Regions from separate parts of the Homo sapiens genome. Here region 2 is linked to region 1. The links are chromatin contacts, found by Hi-C or POLR2A ChIA-PET in ENCODE. All regions are on one chromosome and are shown on one strand. The core of a region is the stretch at or near the end of the contact, and the rest is flanking DNA. Distances in the headings are between cores, read along the strand shown.

What was found. A loop is a pair of places that touch in the nucleus more often than their neighbours do. ChIA-PET counts read pairs that join two places held with the same protein, here RNA polymerase II (POLR2A). Pooled maps may share reads with other maps.
Region 2: a pooled map shows a loop between it and region 1 (1.9-fold over the local background). The contact joins two enhancer-like sites. A Hi-C loop is called at or near these places in 1 of 168 maps with a recorded cell type or tissue (endothelial cell of umbilical vein) and 2 of 50 pooled maps. POLR2A ChIA-PET finds 5 or more read pairs at or near these places in 4 of 52 experiments (H1, MCF 10A, Panc1 and 1 more).

Annotation. Positions count from the first base shown.
Region 1 is chr2:158,923,087-158,929,103 of GRCh38, reverse strand. No RefSeq gene overlaps it. Among named protein-coding and RNA genes, the nearest start is that of TANC1, 43 kb to the left of the region's middle. RefSeq lists enhancers at 1-97, 5,275-6,017. Within about 2 kb of position 2,408, at least 3 of the 41 ENCODE cell types and tissues checked have a DNase peak (open chromatin) inside an H3K27ac peak, as active enhancers do.
Region 2 is chr2:158,986,850-158,992,660 of GRCh38, reverse strand. The region is part of intron 1 of TANC1 (tetratricopeptide repeat, ankyrin repeat and coiled-coil containing 1); the gene reads right to left. Among named protein-coding and RNA genes, the nearest start is that of TANC1, 21 kb to the right of the region's middle. RefSeq lists an enhancer at 816-915. Within about 2 kb of position 2,145, at least 3 of the 41 ENCODE cell types and tissues checked have a DNase peak (open chromatin) inside an H3K27ac peak, as active enhancers do.

The DNA of each region.
Region 1 (6,017 bases), core at 1,159-3,658:
ACATTTACACTCTGTAAGCCCCTGGAGACTTGGACACCATCAAATTTTGTGGGTGCAGTGAAATCAATGCTTAGAGAGAAATTTATAGCATTGAATGTATATATTAGAAAAGGAGAAAGCTCTAAAATCAATAATCTAAGCTTCCACCTTAGGAAACTAGTAAAAGAAGAGCAAATTAAATTTTAAGTAAGCAGAAAAAATAAACCATAAAAACTAGAGCAAAAACCAATGAATTAAAAATAAGTCAGTAGTGAAAATCAACAGAACCAAAAGCAATGGATAAACTTCTACCCAAGCTAACTAAGAAAAAGAGAGAGAAGATATAAATTACTAATATCGAAAATGAAAGAGGGACATCACTACAGATCCCATAGACATTAAAAAGATAATAAAAAATATTATGAACAACGGTATGCCCACAAAATTGATAATCTAGATGAAACAGACCAATTCCCTGAAATATACAATCTGCCAAAATGCACACAAGAGGAAATAGGCCATCTGAATAGGTCTATATCTATTAAAGAAATTGAATCAATAATTAATAACCTTTCAAAACCAGGACTTGATGGGTTCACTGGTGGATTCTACCAAACATTTAAGGAAGAAATTATACCAGTTATTCACAATCTGTTCCAGAAAATAGATGCAGAGGGAATAGTTTCTAACTCATTCTATGAGGCGGCATCACCCTAATACCAAAACCAGACAAATATGTTACAATAAAAGAAATCTACAGACCAATACTTCTCATAAACATACATGCAAAAATCCTCAACAAAATATTAGCAAGTCAAATTCAACAATGTATAAAAGGAATTATACACTATAACCAAGTGGGATTTATCCCAGGTATGTAAAGTTTGTTCAACATTTGAAAATAAATTAATATTGCCTATTACATCAATGGCTAAAGAAGAAAAGGATCACATGATCTTATCAATAGATGTGGAGAAGCATTTGGCAAAAACCCAACACCCATTTATAATAAAAACTCTCAGCATACTAAGAATAGAGAGGAACATTCTCGACTTAATAAATAACATCTACAAAAAACCTGAAACTAATATATTTAATGGTGAGAAACTTGATGCTTTCCCACTAAGATCAGGAACAAGACAAGGATGTCCCTTCTAACCACTGCTTTTTAATGGAAGTCCTAGCTAATTCAGTGAGACAAGAAAAGGCAGTAAAAGAAATATAGATTAGAAAAGAGTAAATAAGGCCGGGCGCGGTGGCTCATGCCTATAATCCCAGCACTTTGAGAGGCCAAGGCGGGCAGATCACCTGAGGTCAGGAGTTCCAGACCAGCCTGACCAACATGGAGAAACTCCATGTCTACAAAAAATACAAAATTAGCTGGGTGTGGGGGTGCATGCCTGTAATGCCAGCTACTCGGGAGGCTGAGACAGGAGAATCACTTGAAACCGGGAGGTGGAGGTTTCGGTGAGCCAAGATCACACCATTGCACTCCAGCCTGGGCAACAAGAGCGAAACTCCATCTCAAAAAAAAAAAAAAAAAAAAAAAAAGAAAGAAAGAAAGAAAAGAAAAGAATAAATAAAACTGTCTTTGTTTGCAGATGACATAATTGTCTGTGTAGAAAATCCAGAAGAATTGACAACAATAACAACAAAACCTCCTGGAACTAGTAAGCAATTATAGCAAGGTTACAGGATACAGGATACGAGGTATCCTGTATACAGCAAGGTTAATATGCAAAAGCTAACCACTTTCCTATATATCAAAATGATACTGTGGAACTAAAATATATTACCATTTACATTAGCACCCCCCAAAATGAAATATTTAGGTATAAATCTAATAAAATATGAGCAAGATCTATATAAGAAAAACTATAAAATTCTACTGAAAGATATCAAAGAATAAGTAAATAGAATAACTAAATAAATGGAGCGATATTCCATGATCATCTTAGTCTTAACTTAGTAAGATTATTCATGATCATGCAATTAAGAATTAAGGTTGATTAAATATTTTCAGGATGTCAGTTCTTCTCAACTTCATAGATTCAATACAATTCCAATAAAAATCACAGCAAGTTATTTTGTGGATATTGACAAATTAATTCTAAAGTTTACATAGAGAGGCAAAACAAAACAAAACAAAACAAAACAAAACACGAAACCAGAATAGCAAACGTAATATTAAAAGAGAAGAACAGGCTGGGTACGGTGGTTCATGCCTGTAATCTCAACACTTTGGGAGACCGAGGGTGGTGAGTCACCTGAGGTCAGAAGTTTAAAACCAGCCTGGTCAACAGAGTGAAACCTCATCTCACACTTGATCTTAGCCAAAAGGCCGAGAAGCGATGTGAAACCTCATCTCTAATAAAAATACAAAAATTAGCCGGGCGTGGCGGCACATGCCTGTAATCCCAGACACTTAGGAGGCTGAGGCAGGAGAATTCCTTGAATCTGGGAGGCAGAAGTTGCAGTGAGGTGAGAGCATGCCACTGCACTATAGCCTGTGTAACAATAGTGAAACTCCATCTCAAAAAAAAAAAAAAAAAAGAAGAAGAAAAAGAACAAAGTCAGAGAACTGACATTCCCTAACTTCAAGACTTACTATAAAGCTACAGTAATTAAGATAGTGCAGTACTGATGAAAGAATAGATAAAGAGATCAATGGAACAGAATAGAAAGCCCAGAAATAGATCCACATAAAAATAGTCAGCTGATCTTTGACAAAAGAGCAAAGACAACATAATGGAGCAAAGATAATCTTTTCTTTTTTTTGAGACAGAGTCTCGCTCTGTCATCCAGGCTGGAGTACAGTGAAGCAATCTTGGCTCACTGCAAGCTCCGCTTCCCGGGTTCACGTCATTCTCCTGCCTCAGCCTCCCGAGTAGCTGGGACTACAGGTGCCCGCCACCACGCCTGGCTAATTTTTTTTGTAATTTTTTTAGTATAGATGGGGTTTCACCATGTTAATCAGGATGGTCTGGATCTCCTGACCTCGTGATCCACCTGCCTTGGCCTCCCAAAGTGCTGGGATTACAGGCGTGAACCACTGCACCCAGCCTCAAAGATAATCTTTTCAACAAATGGTACTGGAATGACTGGACATCCACAAGCAAAATAAAATAAAATAAAATAATAATAATCTAGATGTACACCTTACACCTTCACAAAAATTAACTCAAAATGGATCATGGATGTAGATATAAAGTTCAAAACTATAAAACTCCTAGAAAATAACTTAGGAAGAAAACTAGATGACCTTGAATATAGTGGTGACTTTTTAGGTAAAACACCAAAGGCACAATCCACAAAAGAAATAATTTTTAAGCTGGACTTCATCAAAATGAAAAACTTTTTTTTTTTGCTCTGCAAAAGACAATGTCAAGAGAAAAGAAAAGACAAACCACAGATTTGGAGAAAATATTTGCAAAGGACACATCTGATAAGGGACTATTATCCAAAATATACAAAGAATTCTTAAAACTAAACCAGAAGAAAATGAATAACTTGATTAAAAAATGGACAAAAGATCCGTTATGGTTAGAGTGCAGTTTGTCCCCACCAAAACTCATGTTGAGGCTTAGACCTCAATGGGATGGTGTTGGGAGATGGCGAATTTAAGAGGTAATTAGGTTGTTAAGATAGATTAATGTCTTTCTTGAGAGACTGTTAGTTCTCCCAGGAATGGATTAGTTCCTTGCAGAGCTGGTTGGTATAGGGAGGTTGCCTCTTGTATTTTGCCCTTTGTCACATTAGCCTAGCTCCTCTTTCATTTCTCTGCCATGTTTCGATGCAGCCTGAGGCTTCACCAGAAGCCACCAGATGTGACCACCCAATTTTGAACTTCCCAGCCTGCAGACCAGTGAGCTAAATAAACCTCTTTTCTTTGTAAATTACCCAGTCTTAAGTATTCTGTTATAGCAACACAAAACAAAATAAGACAAGATCTGAACAGACATATCACCAAAGAACATATACAGATGGTAAGTAAGCATGTGAAAAGACGTTCAACATACATCATTAGAAAATTGCAAATTAAAACACCAGTGAGATACCACTATACACCTATTAGAATAGCCAAAATTCAGAACACTGACAATGCCAGATGCTGGTGCTGATGTGGAACAACAAGAATTCTCATTCATTGCTGGTAGGATTTCAAAATGGTACAGCCACTTTGGAAGACAGTTTGGCAGTTTTTTAAACAATTAAAATATTTGATACTTGTCCAGATAAATTGAAAACTTATATCTACAGAAAAACCCAGGCCAGGTGTGGTGGCTTACACCTGTAATTCCAACACTTTTGAAGGCTGAGGTGAGGGGATTGCTTGAGCTCAGGAAATTCAAGACCTACCTGGGGATATTGTGAGAACCTTTCTCTACAAAAAATAAAAAATTTAGCTGGACATGGTGGCATGTGTCTGTAGCCCCCAGCTACTCAGGAGGCTGAGGTGGGAAGGTCACTTGAGCTTGGGGAGTTCGAGGCTGCAATGTGCTAATGTAGGTTCATGAATTGTAACAAATGCATCACTTGTGGGGGATGTTCATATTTGGGGAGGTTGTGCTTGTGTGGGAACAAGGGGTATATGAAAACTCTCTATTCTTCCTGCTTAACTTTGCTGTGAAACTAAAACTGCTCTAAAAAATAAAGTTTATTAATTAAAAAAAAAAAGAGAGTGGAAATTCCAGTTTAACATCCATATTCTTAAACCTACATTTGAGAAGGTATTTTCTTGCCTTTACTAATTACAAGTTGAAACGAAGGAAGAGAGCACCCTCCTCTCTTTTGGGGTGCACCTACAATGTAGGGACTGTCCTTGGAGTAGTAGTCATTTCATTTCTATTGATAAGCTCTCTGGGAGCAGTCAGATGATAAGTGGAGAATGGCATATGGAAGGCTTCTGATGCAAATGGCCTTTCATGTTCCTGGGCTACCATATAGCTACAGGGAGCTCTGCACTTGCCAGAGCAGATCACAGAAAAGAAATGCAAAGAAGGGAGGAGGGAGGAAGGGGCATAATAGTTTAGTCTAACTGTAACCAAACTTTATAAAAATTAAATTCCAGAAAAGAGAGAGATTATCAGGCAATTACTTGCTTTATAGAAATATTTCAATATTTTATAAAAACATTTAAAATATTTTTAAGAGGTAATACACCCGAATATATGGAATAATAAAAGCCAATAGCACACACTATGTTCATTGTTCTGCTTTCCATGTAGTTGACTCATTTAATCCTCATTATAATCCTCATTTTACCACTGAGACAATTTAGGGTCACAAACACACAACCACTAAAGGGCAGCAGAGCTGTTTCCAAAGTCATGCTCTTAACTTGACCACTCCCTCAATAAGAAACAAAAAGAATGTTCTCCTCTCCTGAAGACACCATTTCCTGGAGATTCTTCCAGAAGATTGATAATTCAAGGAAACTTCTTTTGCAGATTCATTCAAGTGTGTTTTTCAATAAGCAGTTTGGAGAATGGATTCAAATGCTCCTTTCCATTCACACAGCTAGTTCTGAGCCACAAACTCTGAAGTCCCCCAGTCGCCTGCAGAGAGGCACTGCCTGTTACATCGCCACCTGTAAGTCCACAGACCCACAAACAAGGGGCTTCTGATTTACTAGGCTTCTCCCTGCTGGTCCACAGAGCAGTTAATCTTCTGCCCCCGGGCAGAGTTTGACAGCTCCCAAGGGTCCCATGAAGTGCTCTTTTCAAAGAGAAATTCTCAATCACATAAATTTGAAACAGACTTGGTCTGGATCCAGGTACAGATTCCCCACTCCCCCATAGCCCCAGGCAGTAGTTGGCTACACTTCACTTCCTGGGTTTTTTGAGTCCTCTGATGCAGACTAGTGTTTTCCTTCAATAAAACAGTGATTTAAAAACCTTCATTCTTCCTGTTTTGAGACTGTGCCAGGGCATAACATTCTGTCTTCACCAAGGAGTACACAAAAATCAGCTGGGGCTCTGTGGCCACCCCCATGGTAGATAATCAGATAAACACTCCATTAGACCTATCCATCTACT
Region 2 (5,811 bases), core at 896-3,395, 64 kb before region 1:
CATGGTGGTGGGCGCCTGTAGTCCCAGCTACTCAGGAGGCTGAGGCAGGAGAATGGCATGAACCCTGGAGGCAGAACTTGTAGTGAGCCAAGATCGCGCCACTACACTCCAGCCTGGGCGACAGGGCAAGACTCCGTCTCAAAAAAAGAAATATATTACACAGAAAAGCCTATAAGTACATGTATACCTTAGCTACAGCTATACATTTTTAAGGCATAGGCAAAGAACAGAAGGGAAGGAAGGAAGAGAATAAAATCATGGCTGCTGCACTTAAACACTTTCTTTTTTTTTTTTTTGAGACAGGGTATCAGTCTGTAGCCCAGGATGGAGTGCAGTGGTGTGATCACAGCTCACTGCAGCCTCTACCTCCCTGGGCTCAAGCGATCCACCCACCTCAGCCTCCGGAGTAGATGAGATTGCAGGTGCACACCACCATGCCCATCTAATTTTTGTATTTTTTCTAGAGATGAGGTCTCACCTGTGTTGCCCAGGCTGGTCTCAAACTCCTGGGTTCAAGCGATCTGCCTGTCTCAGCCTCCCAAAGTGCTGGGATTACAGACATGAGCCACCACACCCAGCCTAAACGTGTATTACTCTTTTCTCTCGCTTTCCAAACTTTACATAACATCACTTAACATTTATAATTCTTAAAATATTTTAATTGATGTGAGAGCACAGATGGAAGAGTGATTAATTTTGACTGAAATAATGTATGTGAAAGGTGAAAACTCTAAAAACCCCCATGAATGAATGCTGTTATTGTCAGAGCATGAAATAATCTAGCATTATGCATAATACTATGACACTGTAGTAGCACAGGTTATTTTTATGTTCTGCCACTTGGTTTCCAGCTCACCTGAAAATGTATAGTGTTAGTCATTTCTTTACAATATTTTCTTTCTTTCTTTCTTTTTTGAGACAGAGTCTCACTCTGTCGCCCAGGCTGGAGTGCAGTGGTGCGATATCAGCTCACTGCAAGCTCCGCCTCCCAGGTTCACGCCATTCTCCCGCCTCAGCCTCCCAGGACTACAGGCCCCCGCCACCACGCCTGGCTAATTTTTTTGTATTTTTAGTAGAGATGGGGTTTCATCATGTTAGCCAGGATGGTCTCAATCTCCTGACCTCGTGATCCACCCACCTCGGCCTCCCAAAGTGCTGGGATTACAGACGTGAGCCACCCTCCCCAGCCTCTTATATATACTTCTAAAGATACTCTATGCATATATATTTTTTGTTAAATAATATTCTTGGAAAATTTTCCTTAAGAGCACACATAAACCTACCTCATTCTTTTAACATCTGCATTCCACTCTATCGTATGGATGTACCAAAATTTACTTAATCAGACCGTGCACTGTAAAAATGCATGAGTATGTTATTAACACTATTTATATATTATTTTTCCTTGTATTTTTATTTTCTTTCCTAGCAAATTCTACATCTTCCTATCAAAACAGGAAATTTACATGTAAGTATTATTAATCAGTAACAGTGTATTTTAATCCCTAAACTACCTCTGATCTCTAGCCCTGCTGTTTTTTCTACTTTTTTTTTTTTTTTTTTTTTTTTGACACAGGATCTGGCTCTGTCACCCAGGTTGGAGTGCAGTGGCGCAATCTCAGCTCACCACAACCTCCACCTCGCTGGCTCAAGCAATCCTCCCAGGCTCAAGCAATCCTCCCACCTCAGCCTCCTCACTAGCTGGGACTGGAGCCGCCCGCCACCATGCCCATATAATTTTTGTATTTTTTGTAGAGACGAGGGTTTGCCATGTTGCCCAGGCTGTTCTCAAACTCCTGAGCTCAAGCAATCCGCCCACCCTGGCCTCCCAAAGAGCTGGGATTACAGGTGTGAGCCACAGCACTCAGCCCATAACCCTGAATTCTTCAGCAAGGTACACAAGGCCCACCAGCAAGTTCACACTCACCAGGCTCTCTAGGCTCATTTCCTAGGAATTCCTACTTCACACTGTTCCATCCAGCCAACCCCCAACTGCATGTAGTCCTCCTAAATACTCCATCCATTGCTCATGCTGTTGCTTTGGCTACAACCCATCCCACCTTGCTTGCTTAAGTGAATTCTTACTCAATCCCTCAAGACAGGGCTTAGGCATAACCTCCTCCCAGAAGGCTCTCCCAACCCTCCAGGCAGAGGAAATGCTCCTGTGCTCTGCTCCAGCCTCAACCTGGGTCTTGGCACTTAACCTCCTCAGGATGAATTCATGTGTCAGCCTAGCCCATTAGATTTTAAGTTCCTCCAGGATAGAAACCACATCTTATTCATCAAACTGCCTACAGTTTGATACAATTTAGTTCCTGCTGAATCAAACAAGAAGGGAACTTCTGAACATCTATTATGTGCTAGGAGCTACTCTAAAAGTACTGTACAAACATTATTTCTCACCTTGTAAAATGATCCCCATTTTGGCCGGGTGCTGTGGCTCACGCCTGTAATCCCAGCACTTTGGGAGGCTGAGGCGGGCAGATCACGAGGTCAGGCGGGCAGATCACGAGGTCAGGAGTGCAAGACCAGCCTGGCCAACATAGTGAAACCCCATCTCTACTAAAAATACAAAAAATTAGCCAGGCGTGGTGGCAGGGGCCTGTAACCCCAGCTACTCAGGAGGCTGAGGCAGGAGAATCGCTTGAACCCGGGAGGTGGAGGTTGCAGTGAACCGAGATTGTATCACTGCACACCAGCCCCTGTGACAGTGCGAGAATCCGTCTCCAAAAAAAAAAAAAATCCCCATTTTACAGATGAAGAAACTAAGGCCGTGAAGAAATTTATCCAAGGGCATTAGAGGAGGGCTGGAATTTGAAACCAAGTCTACTTTACTCCAGAATCACTGATCTTTCCATTATGCTATTCTGATGCATGTTTTGATGCTGAAAGCTAAGTCAAACATGCAGTCCTAAGGGACTTGACATCTTCATAATTATTATGGATACTCTAAGGGCACGACAGTCTCCCAAAAAGTCAGTCAAAAGCAATCTAAAATGTAGAACCAAACTGGCCGAAAACAAAAAAGATTCTTTTTTTTTTTTTTTTTTTGAGACTGAGTCTTGCTCTGTTGCCTAAGCTGGAATGCAGTGGCACAATCATAGCTCAGTGCAGCCTCGATCTTGCAGGCTCAAGTGATTCTCCCACCTCAGCCTTCCAAGTGGCTGGGACTATAGGCATGAGCCACCACGTTCAGCTGATTTTTTTTTTTAACTTTTAGTAGAGATGAGGTCTCACTACGTTGCCAGGCTGCTCTCAAACTCCTGAGCTCAAGCAATCCTCCCACCTCAGCCTCCCACAGTGCTGGGACTGCAGGCGTGAGCCACTGTGCCTGGCCTGAATTGCTAAACTTAAATGCCTGTTCCCAAATCATGGTGGAGCCAGGTGAGATCCCAAAGTACTGAAATTATAGGCATGAGCGACCTTGCCCAGCACCCCCCAAAAAAGTATTATAAACAAGCAAATTCTGCCAACAGCATCCACAAATCTGCATTTAGCATCCTCAGGGGGTATCTTTGAGGGGCCATTCAAAATGAACTAGACGTGCAGTCTCAGCAGCTGCAATAGTGAGGCTTATTTCCCCCAGTGTGCTCTCCCTGTGAACACTGTCAGTTATGGTCCACATTTCTCTCCCCACCCTGCAACTCCACAGTCCCCATATCACTCATTAAAACTGACCTTTGGACCAGGACCCCTAAAGGATCTACAAAATGACCAATTTTAGTCAGATACAGTCGCCCCAGGAAATGCCTATTAGGAAGCCGATAGTGAGAGTGGGCAAGGAGTGGGTGAGGAGGGCAGCACCGCAGGAGGTGGCAGGGGTCCAGTCGACCTGCCATGAGACCTGGAGGTAGGTACAGAGCCTCACCTGCAAAAACCCCATGAGGTAGGAAGAAAGAATGCCTGCTCTCTCTTAAGGCCTTCAAGAGGGCTGAATTAGACTAGCACTTAGCACAGAGCCTGGCATAGAGTGGGGGCTCAATTGGCTCCTGTTAAGTGACTGAGTAAACCAACCAGTGAGCAAGCCAACTTTCTCCTGTGTCCTCCCCAACACGATGGGGACTAAGGAAAAGAAGCTGGGAGCTGGGAAGCCCTGTCATTGCAACAGGAAGTAGTAACGGCATTTAGCAAAGGTGGAGGGGAAAATAAAGGAAGATGCTCCTCTCTCCCACACATCGGAAAAATGAACTAATCAGCAGCAAGCAGTTAATGAACCCAAATCTTGCTCCCGGGAGAGAAAGTAAAAATTATCCCAAGGGTAACAAGATACCAACAAAAAAGACACACAAGCTGAAAACAAAACGAAAACACTTTTTCTTTTTTTTTTTTTTTTTTGGGACAGGGTCTTGCCTGTCACCCAGGCTGGAGTACAGTGGCCCGATCTCAGCTCACTGCAACCTCCACCTCCCGGGGTTCAAGCAAGTCTCTCGGCCTCAGCCTCCTGAGTAGCTGGGATTACAGGCGCCCACCACCACGACCGGCTAATTTTTGTACTTTTTAATAGAGACGGGGGTTTCACCATGTTGGCCAGGCTGGTCTTGAACTCCTGACCTCAGGTGATCTGCCCACCACAGCCTCCCAAAGTGCTGGGATTACACTTGTGAGCCACCACGCCCGGCCACTTTTTCTTGATAACCATCAACCACAACCACACAAAAATCCCCTCCAACTGTGGAGGAAAATTAGAGTAAGGTAGGTAATGTAAAGCAATGCACACGGTCAACCCTAAATACACTCTCTAGCTGAATAAGTAGGCACTTAATGTGTGCTGAATGAACCAGGCAGGTGCCCAGCCTTCACCTTCCCGCCCAAGATTCAGAGTGGTACTAGCTCAAGTCCAGGTGTTCTGACTTTATCCACTCCATTCCCAAAACTACCTTCCCACATTCCAAATTCACAGAAAACAGCTCAGGGAGGCTGTGTAACCTGTCCAGGGTCATAGTGGGGCAAAGGGACTAAACTGGGACCTTATCCCAGTCTGTCTGGCTTCAAAGCTTCTACTCCTGAGAAAAAGACATGCATGACAGAGGGGAAGGGGAACCTAGGCTGGTTAGGACTAATTATAAGCAAATGGTCTAATGAATGAGTGATCAGGTTTACAACCCAGATTTCAAGGAATTGAGTACTTTTTTTGAGACAGGGTCTCGCTCTGTTGTACAGGCTGGAGTGCAGTGGCGTGATCATAGCTCACTGTAGCCTTGACCTTCTGGGCTCAAGCGATCCTCCTACCCCCCAGCCACCCAAGTAGCTGGAACTACAGGTGTGCACCACCACAGCCGGCTAATTTTTGTATTTTTTGTAGAGATGGGGTTTTGCCATGTTGCCCAGGCTGGTCTTGAACTCCTAAGCTCAAGTGATCCACCCACCTCAGCCTCCCAAACTGCTGGGATCACAGGCATGAGCCACCATACCCAGCCTTCAGTGACTCTTTTTTTTTTTTTTTTTTTGGAGATGAGTCTTGCTCTGTCACCCAGGCTGGAGTGCAGTGGCGCAATCTCGGCTCACTGCAGCCTCCGACTCTTGGGTTCAAGCGATTCTCCTGCCTCAGCCTCCTGAGTAACTAGTATCACAGGCACCCACAATGACGCCTGACCAATTTTTGTATTTTTTTTTTTTTTTAAGTAGAGACAGGGTTTCCCCAGGTTGGCAAACCAAGAACCTCAGGCTATCACTCCTCACTCTCCACGTCCCAGGTTCCCTCCTCCAGCCTCTTTTTAATACATGAGAAAAGTACTCAGAATCAAGCTTCACTAGAAATCTCTTGCCAAAGGTCCACTTAAAACAACAGAACAAACCTAATTTTGAGGACTT